Linked DNA regions of Homo sapiens: region 1 is linked to region 2. Evidence: read pairs that join two places in POLR2A ChIA-PET (ENCODE). Cell type or tissue: OCI-LY7. All regions are shown on one strand.

Region 1 (5,000 bases), 200 kb after region 2:
CCTTTCACAGAGAAGAAATGGAAGTATAGAGAGGTTGACCAGCTCAAATCACTCTCTCAGGAAGCTTCAGAGCTGAGATCCAAGCTCCAGGGTACTTGGCTTCAAGGCCAGAGCCACTGGTCTAGAGTGCCATAGGTAAGTAGCCATTATAGAAGAACAGCTGAGCAATTTTAAAACACGTTGTGAAATCACATCAAATCTTGAGGGCAACTAAGGTGAAAAGTAGATGATCTAAAAGGGCAAAATTTGCTTTTGTGTAAGTTTTACCTGAAACTATGAGCGTATATCCCCCAAACTATCACAGGAAATATAGTAATCTCTCCCCTATTCCTTCTCAGATTAGAGCTAGGTATTTATGGAAAATGTGGTATCCTAGAAATGTCAACCAAGGAAGAAGCTATTGGTGGAAGAAAATTTGACCTCCCTCATCCTCTCCACAATCTCTTTAACATCTCATATCTGGCAAGGCCACACAGTTCAAGGCATTCAAACGATTGCCTTCATGGGTTTCTGCTGATGGTATGATTGTTTGTCAAGCACCTGCTATATTCGTAATTTTTAAAAATTGTAGTAAAACATATATAATTTAAAATTTGCCATTTTCATCATTTTAAAGTGTACAATTCAATGGCATTAATTACATTCACCATCTTATATAACCATCACAATTTCCAAAAATCATTTCATCATCTCAAAGAGAAATTCTGTGTCCATTAAGCAATAACTCCCCATTATTCCCTTCTCCCATTCCATGGTAACCTCTAATATACTTTCAATCTCTGTGAATTTGTCTATTCTAGATATTTCATATAATTGAAATCATGCAATATTTGTCCTTTTGTGTCTGATTTATTTCACTTAGAGAGAGAAAGAGGGCTTAATTCTTTTTTCAGTAACCCACTCTCCAGATAATTCACTCTGCAAAACAGCATTAATTCATTCATAAAGTCTGAGCCCCATGACCTAATCATCTCTTAAATATCCCACCTCTCAACATTGTTGCACTGGGGATTAAGTTTCTAACACATGAACTTTGGGGGACACATTCAAACCATAGCACACCACCTTTGGCTGTTGTGAATAATGCTGCTATCAACATTAGCTTATAAGTATCTGTTTAAGTCTTTGTTTTCAATTCTTTTTGGTATATACCTAGCAGTGCAGTTGCGGGGTCATAAGGTAATTCTATGTTTAATGTTTTGAGGAATAGCCAAACTGTTTTCCAGAGGGCTATACAATTTATATCCTCACCAGCAATGCACAAATTTCCATTTTTTCCACATCCTTACAAACATTTGTTATTCCTTATTATTTCCTTTTTTAAAAAGTAGTCATCCTAGTAGTTATGAAGTGGTATCTCATCGTGGCTTTGATCCGCATTTCCCTAATGACGAATGATGTTGAGCATCTTTTCATGTGCTTATTGGCCATTTGTGTATCTTCTTTGGAGAAATGCTTATTCAAGTGCTTTGACATTTTTAAATTGAGTTGTCGGAGTTATATTTATTATCTTTAATTTTCATCACAACTCTGCAAATTACGCATTATTGCTTTAACTTCATAGAGGAGAAAATCAAGGCTGAGAGACTGTTACTTGTCTGAGGTCCTACTATAAGTGGCAGAGCCAGAATTTGAATCCACATATGATAGGGCATCTCTAAGAGGGTCTCCATGATTCTCCCCTCCTGATACTCATGCCCTCATGTAATCCCTTCCCCTGGGGTGTGAGGTGAATGTTAATGACTCATTTCTAATAGATATAATATATCAAAAGGGATGGGATGCCGCTTCTGAGATTAGGAAGTGAAAGATTGTGGCTTGCATCGTGCTTGCTCTTTTTCATTCTCTCGCTTGTTAACTCTGAGGGAAGCTAGTTGCCACATTGTGAGCAACATGATAGAGAGACCCATGTGTCAATCAACTGAAGGAGTCCTCTGGCCATCCAACAGCCAGTGAAGACGTGAGGTGTTCAGTCCAGAAAACTGTGAGGAACTGAATTTTACCAACTATGTGAGGAGCTTAGAAATCAGTCCTCCCTTAGTTAAACCATCACATCAGACCACAGCTGTGGTCAGCACCTTGATTATAGCCTTGTGAGAGACTTTGGGGTACAGGCATCTGGCTAAGCTGTGCCCAGATTCTTGACCTATAAAAATACTAATAAATAATTAATATTTGTTGTTTTAAGCTGCTAAGTTTTGAGGCAATTTGTTATGCAGCAATAGATAACTAACGCTTCATATCTACTGCTTTTTAAGTAAAAACATTAAATTGGTTTAGATGCCAAGCAAAGACATTTTAACAGAAGATAATGGGGCAAGTACTCTCTCTGGACCTGTTTGGGCACAGCAGACATGGGCCAACCTAAAGAAGGAATTAAATTTGGGATGGGAATAGTCAACCTGACTGTGGTTATGAGAAGTTTATTGAAAATAATTTTGTGTGTTGACCTTTTGGATTATTCTTGTGAGTCATGGGGTTCAGCCTATACTCTAGTCTCCCTTAGGAGCACAGAAAAGCTATCTTGAGATATCCTTACCTCTTCTCTGGAATCTCTAGGTTCTTCCATTGGACAGAAAGGTACTAGGGAGAGGGACAAATACGTTATGACTTCTTCCTACTTTAGAATTTTTCTGGATTAAAACCTCAGTGTTCATTTATCAGGCTTTTGGCACTCGTTCATACAAGAAATCCAATCTATCATCATCAACATCAGTAAAAAGTATTGATGGTGCGTTGTGTTCTGAACCTGTATTTCTTGAATGGACTATATGGGGTTCAAAGAAGTCTTTGCAATTATAGGCACAATGATGTATGTTTGTGCAAATTGCATTTTTTCCTGCAGAGAGGGGCCATAACTTTCATGGACTCTCAAAGGGGTATGGAATCTAAAACAGTTAAAGACCATAGCTTGGGTTTCTTATTAGCATGCTTACTCCTGGCTATAACTGCACCCTTATTTTGAACTCAGATCAGGGATGGACCTTTTCTGCTGTCCAGAGTCTCCTGTTGTTGTTCTTCAGATCACAAGACTGGACCTTTTGGATACTGACAGCAGCTCAGCTTGGGCCCAGGTAACCACAGCCTCTTAAGATACTGTGCCTGAGTTGGCCAGGCAACCTCCCAGTGGGAGCACTGGTCCATGCTGTACAGTCTAACTCCTATCTGCTGGCCCATTGTGAGGCTCCTTTGTGCTTTTGTTTTTCTATCTCAGGGCAATTTACTCTTATACATACCTGGTAATGCCAAGAAGAGACTTTTTGGCAAATAAATCTCTTCTTTAGTGTCAAAATGATAAACAATTAGCATTGAAGGTAGAAGAACTCTAGTCCAAATTATATTATCTTATCACAGTCTTCTCTCCAGTGTTGAAGAGCTTCTATCATCCTTGCAAAGAACCCATTCCATTGCTGGTCAATTTTGTTGGAAATATCTTCCAACAAACCCTAGTGTTGCTCTGCTTCTTTCTTCACATTGGCAGCTGTTCCAATGATTGAAAACAGCTCTCAATTCAAGTTACTTTAAGAGTTGTTTGGCTGGGGGTGGTGGCTTGTGTCTGTAATCCCAGCACTTTGGGAGGCCGAGGTGGGTGGATCACCTGAGGTCAGGAGTTTGAGACCAGCCTAGCCAACATGGTAAAACCCCATCTGTACTAAAAATACAAAAATTAGTTGGGCATGATGGTGGACACCTGTAATCCCAGCTACTTGGGAGGCTGAGGCATGAGGATCGCTTAAACCCAGGCGGCCCAAGTTTCAGTGAGCTGGGATGGCGTCACTGCACTTCAGCCTGGGCATTAAGAGCAAGACTCTGTCTGAGAAAAAGAAAAAGAGTTGTTCATGTCATGTTTTTGAGCCCCCTCATCTCGCTCAACTTGAGAGCATCTGTTTGTCTACAATAATGGAGAGGGTTTTTCTCCTCCCTCACAAGGTTCTTGAAAGTAGTCCCATCCATTAAGTCTACCTCTCCCCATCAGTTGTACTGTAACCTATAGGTTGGGGGTTCTAGATGCTGAAGGAGATGTTGCTAATGTTATGTTTACATATTATGTTTATATATGTATGCGTATATGTTATGTTTGCACCCACACACCCATACATGTCTTTCCCATTCATTGTCTTTACTCTACCATCCTCATCACAGGGATGGTGGTGAGAAGAATAATGAATGTGTATTTTCTAGTCCTGCAGAGCATAATTAATCTGAGAGTATGAGATGGCAATGTCTATGCTTGAAATTGATTGGGGGACCCTCAAACTGATTGAATATGAACTGTTTCCCTTTCAGGCCAATGGAGGCTTAGAATAGATCATATGATTTTTCCAATTCTGTGAAGAAAGTCAGTGGTAGCTTGATAGGGAGAGCATTGAATGGAAGACAGTGTGGCGATTCCTCAAGGATCTAGAACTAGAAATATCATTTGACCCAGCAATCCCATTACTGGGTGTGTACCCAAAAGATTAGAAATCTTTCTACTATAAAGACACATGCACATGTATGTTTATTGCAGCATTATTCACAATGGCAATGACTTGGAACCAACCCAAATGCCCATCAATTATAGACTGGCTAAAGAAAATGTGGCACATATGCACCATGGAATACTATGCAGCCATAAAAAAGGATGAGTTCATGTCCTTTGCAGGGACATGGATGAAACTGGAAACCATCATTCTCAGCAAAGTAACACAAGAAGAGAAAACCAAACACCACACGTTCTCACTCATAAGTGGGAGTTGAGCAATGAGAACACATGGACACAGGGAGGGGAACATCACACACTGCGGCCTGTTGAGGGGTGGAGGGCTGGGGGAGGGATAGCATTAGGAGAAATACCTAATGTAAATGACGAGTTGATGGGTGCAGCAAACCAACATGGCACATGTACACTTATGTAACAAACTGCACGTTGTGCATGTGTACCCCAGAACTTAAAGTATAATAATAATAAAAAAAGAATAGATCATATGATTAAAGAAATAAAGATATATAACATTATT
Region 2 (5,000 bases):
CTTGAACCTGGGAAGTGGAGGTTGCAGTGGGCTGAGATTGTGCTACTGAACTCCAGCCTGGGCAACACAGCGAGACCCTGGCTCAAAAAAAAAGAAAACTGGGAGAGTGGCTACAGCTGTATGAACCATTGCCATGGGCCAGGACATTCGTAATAGCAAAAATCTTCTCTTATAAATTTCTAATTTGGACAGTTCATTTGTGAATTAGGCAAGGTTACTCCAGATATATATATATATATATATATATATATATAAATATATATATTTTATATATAAAAAACATGAATTTAATATGCATAAATTGACTCTGAATTTTAGTGGAAATTTGAAGATGTTGTGGCAAAGGATATATTCTTTCTCGAGAATGTCTGAAAACCAAAGAATATCTTTACAAATGAATAATATATCTCTTTTCTTTCAATGCCTCTCCTGACACTAGTAAATTAATCATATGCCATAGTATAGGATATTTAGTTATTTCAGCATCAAGGTCCCGTTAAAGCCTAGCTAACCGTTTCCAGCTATTCCTGAACTATCTATGGGTGGGAAATATTTGGAAGCTCAGGATCACTGGGCAAATATCTGCATTACAAACTATCTATGGGTGGGAAATATTTGGAAGCTCAGGATCACTGGGCAAATATCTGCATTACATAAGAATAATGTTACCTAATAATATTTTGTATTAGCATATCACTAGTTTTCAAAGCTTTATTACATAAATCCCATTTAATAGACTGAGGTACCATACTCAATTACAAGTTCTATACAGAGGGGAAGGAAACAAGAATTTTTATTTAGAAACAGCTATCTTGGCCAAAATAATGTCATATTAAAGTGTCTCTTCTAGAATGGTTTGAGTCCATGTTCTAAGGTCTAAGTTTTTGATTCTGCCATCTGCAATGGCTTAAAGAGAAAAATGCTATGAGCTATCTAAATATCAGAAGCTTCTTGTTCTAACAGGACCCCATCCTTAGGGACTCAAAAATATTTTTCACGATTATAGAAATGCTTTCCATAGACTCAACTGAAATGAAAGATGTGATATATGGAAACTCTGACATGTTAAACACTTTTAAAAGTAACCTTTTATTTCAGTAATGTCAGTGAACACTTATTCATGAGAACACCTGCTTAAGCAATTTATATCAAGCAGGGTATATGTTTTAGGTTCTTTTAAACTTGGTGGTAATGACACCTTATTAACCTAGCAAGACTGTGTCAAAGCCCTGAGTAAAGCGACAGGGTTTCTTTTGGATCATGGTAACTTTTTAACATGAAAATAAAGAACATGAAGGAAAAGCTTAGTGGTACAGATAGTACTTAATAGAGCAGGAGTGAATGGTCTGACTTAATTAGAGAAAATCACCTATTAGCTAACTGATAATTTTGGAAAAATTCAAGGTACAGTTTGTGTGTTCTTAGTACATGAGTTCCTATGACTGTATAATTAATGAGCATCTAACTAAAGATTTTATATTTTCACTTGGTCATGTTTTGCTGTACACGCTGGAAAAAGATTAGTTTACTTAGTCTCTACAGGGTCTATTGTAGCCCTCTATTATCATTTGCTCCATTTTTAACAATACTGTCCTTTCTTGATAAAGTCTTTTGTTCTTGATTTCAGAGATTTGGAGTCTTTTGTTCCCTTGAGTCTAAATATATATAAATTACTATATATATATTACTATATATATAAATTACTATATATATTACTATATATATAAATTACTATATATATTACTATATATAAATTACTACATATATATAGTAATTTTTCTGTTTTGCACAGGTAAAAAATACTTTCTGCTGACTTTTTTTTTTTTTTCATTTAAGAACAGTGGCACTTTGTAAGGTAAAAGGTTCCATACAGCTCTTTCTTAAGATAGAAGTCTGTCTTGGGTCTCAATGGAGACAAAATTATCTGCCATAAAGGTAGATACATTGCCTAGGGGAAGGGACCAAAATGTTACACATAAGTCCCAACAAGCATCTTCCTGATCCCCCCTTGCTCAGAGAATAAGCTTAAATTAAAACTAGCCTACTTGCTAGCAATAATCAGGGTAAAAAGCAAGGCTGGGGACCCTCTAGTGCACAATTTAATTTCACATGTCTGAATTAAGTACTTAACAGCATTATGTGGAGGGTGGAGGTGAGGGGGTAGAAGCTCTTCTCCACAAGGTTTTCTAAACATGACAAGAGCAGTGATAAAAGAAGAAGCCGACAGGATTGACTTTATAAAAACTAAACAACTGTGTATAATACCAAACACCATAACTAAACCAAAAAGACAAATGACAAAATGGAAAAAATGTTTGCAATATATAATAATAAAAGCATCAATAGTCTTAAAATATAAAGAACTCTTATAAATAAGAAAAAGATATCAAATAGAAAAATGGACAAAGGGCATGAAGAGACAAGTCACTATATATCTGTATCTTACTACATCCATATATAGATATATATACAGTCATGCATTGCTGAATAATGGGGATTTGTTCTGAGAAATAGGTGATTTTGTTGTGTAAACACTGTAGAGTGTACTTACACAAACCAGGATGGTATAGTCTACTGCATCTAGGCTATATGGTATAGCCTATTGCCCCTAGTCTACCAACCAGGGCAGGATGTTACTATACGGAATACTGTAGGCAACTGTAACACATGGGAAGTATTTGCATATCTAAACATAGAAAAGGTACAGTAAAAACAGTATACAAGATAAAAAATGGTACACCTGTATGGGGGCACTTACCATGAATGGCACTTGCAGGACTGGAAGTTGCTCTAGATGAGTGAATGTGAAGGCCTAGGACATTATTATATACTAGTGCAGACTTCATAGACATTGTATACTTAGGCCACACTAAATTTATTAGAATTTTTTTTCTTCAGTGATGAATTAATCCTAGCTTACTGTAACTTTCTATTTTATAAACTTTTAAATTATTAACTTTTTGACTCTTTTATAAAGTAACAGCTTAAAACACAAACATTGCACAGCTGTACAAAAATATTTTCCTTCTTTATATACTTATTCCATAAGCTTTTTTTTCCTGTTTTTAAAGAGGTTGTTTTTTAAAAAAATTTTAAAACACATTTTTGTTAAAAACTAAGATACAAACACACATATTAGCCAAGGACTACACAGGGTCAAGATCATCAAGAAGTCACTAAGCAAGAGGAACTTTTTGGCTCCATTATAATCTTATGGGACCACCACTGTGTATGTGGTCAGTCATTCGCCAAAACATTGCTATGTGGTGCACAAGTGTATATTCAATATAAAAATGTTTAACCTTACTAGTAATCAAAGAGATACAAATGTTGAAGCAATAATAAGATGAAAATAGAACATGCATTCCATTTTTAGGTATTATCCTAAGTAAAGCATTATGGATATGTGCAGATTTAGCTACTAGGATGTTCACTGAAGCATTGTTCACAATGGCGGCAAACTGGAAACAACTTAAATTCCAGTAATACAGGAGCTAAACAAATTCCAGCTTATGGTTCATTACAGAGTATCATGTAGCCATTACAAAATGGTGGCACAGAATACTAGTCCTTAGACAGGGGATATGTATTACGTCCACTTGCGGAACTTAAAAAAAAAGAGCTGCCCCACACCCAAAAATTCTGTTTTAGTAGATGTGATTCTGAGGTATACTCTCAGTTGAGAACTACTATTGCAGAAGTGTATGTAATGACAGAAAATGCTCATGTTATATTGTGAAAACGTAATTTTTTTTTTAGAAGAACAGTAAGTATTAGTATTAAGAAGGAAAAAAAAACATGGCCTTCCTTTTCCTGAATTTTGGCAGACGAGTTCCTCAATGGCCTGACTAAAGAAAATTTAAAAGCTAAATAAAATATTAAGAGATAAATTTGCATATGCTTAAAGACTAGATGGCTATACTTTAACATGTTATTAGTGATTATCTATAGATGACAGAATTATAGGAGTTTTTCTCTGTGATCTTCTATCAAATTGCTACAATTAGTACATATGACTTTTCTTATTAGAAAAAGAAAAATTTTAAATTTCCCCTCTTGTAAGTCACAAACTCATTTAGAAAGGAAATGTCTGATGATCAAAAAGGGGAGTTCAAGAGTTATAGACAGTGCTTTACCTGTCTTTTCCTAAACGAATATTTTACTTAGTTGTTTTAAATGCCCTTTCGATATTAAATCCCTACTAACTTCCAATGATGCCAAAGTTTATATATGATTATAAAAAGAAGATTCAATTCAAGGAAATAAACACTGCCTGAAAGGTAGTGCATTGAGGCAGCTCTAATCTTCTGATAGCCTAGACAAAGCAATCTGACAATGACTGACATACCAGCTATAAAAGCACAAACCTCAAATGCAAGTGTTTACTAAGCAGGAAAAACAACGTACCTGTCCATTTTTTACTGGTGGACCCACCATGGCTGTTGCCTCCTCAGGTAGACTGATGCCTGATAACCCATTGGCACTGAGTTTCCCCAGTGATGCTGCCTGCAGCAGTGCATCCATCTTCTTCCTAGTTTCCTCTTTTGTGAGAGCCAGCTCTCTCTTCAGGAGCTCGGCGCCATGCCAATGCTGCCATTCTGTAAAGCAGTGTCGGAGAACTTGTTTCCGGTTATACTCAGTGGCCAGTTGTTGTTTTCTAAGCAACAAAGCACTTCCATTAAAATAAAGAAGCCATTTACAGTTTGTTAATTGATAATATAAATGAAACATAAGTCCAAAAGGGTTCTAGAAATGCTCCATCTTAGCTCTCGCTTAACATTTTATATTAAGCTAAATGAAATTGCTTTATAAATTCCCCAGTGCAAAGGATCTCCTCATAGAAGGTGTCAGCACTTCAACAGATTACCTTCAAGAAGAAAGAGGAACTGTTCTGTTCTCATGTCACAAGGGCATGTTACATGTTTTTGATTACCATAGTTTCTGAAAGCTTTTGGAGGGGAAAGAGCAAAAAGAAGAGGTACACAAGTAATGACTTTAAA

Evidence for each region. Peaks named below come from ENCODE experiments on the same cell type or tissue, not always from the same donor. Only the 100,000 strongest peaks of a DNase experiment are listed, where the experiment ranks them.
Region 1: POLR2A ChIA-PET joins it to region 2 with 7 read pairs; 2 of 35 experiments call an interaction of 5 or more read pairs at or near these places.

What each region holds. Positions count from the first base shown.
Region 1 is chr3:114,206,104-114,211,103 of GRCh38, forward strand. No RefSeq gene overlaps it. Among named protein-coding and RNA genes, the nearest start is that of ZNF80, 29 kb to the right of the region's middle. In OCI-LY7, no CTCF peak of the experiment used is centred here; no DNase peak of the experiment used is centred here.
Region 2 is chr3:114,006,365-114,011,364 of GRCh38, forward strand. CCDC191 (coiled-coil domain containing 191) reads right to left here. Exons shown (of 17, transcript NM_020817.2): 9 at 4,408-4,657. All of the region lies in intron 1 of LOC105374048 (a long non-coding RNA gene), which reads left to right. Among named protein-coding and RNA genes, the nearest start is that of CCDC191, 48 kb to the right of the region's middle. In OCI-LY7, no CTCF peak of the experiment used is centred here; DNase peaks (open chromatin) are centred at 2,657 and 4,887; H3K4me3 peaks cover 562 bases; H3K27ac peaks cover 3,911 bases.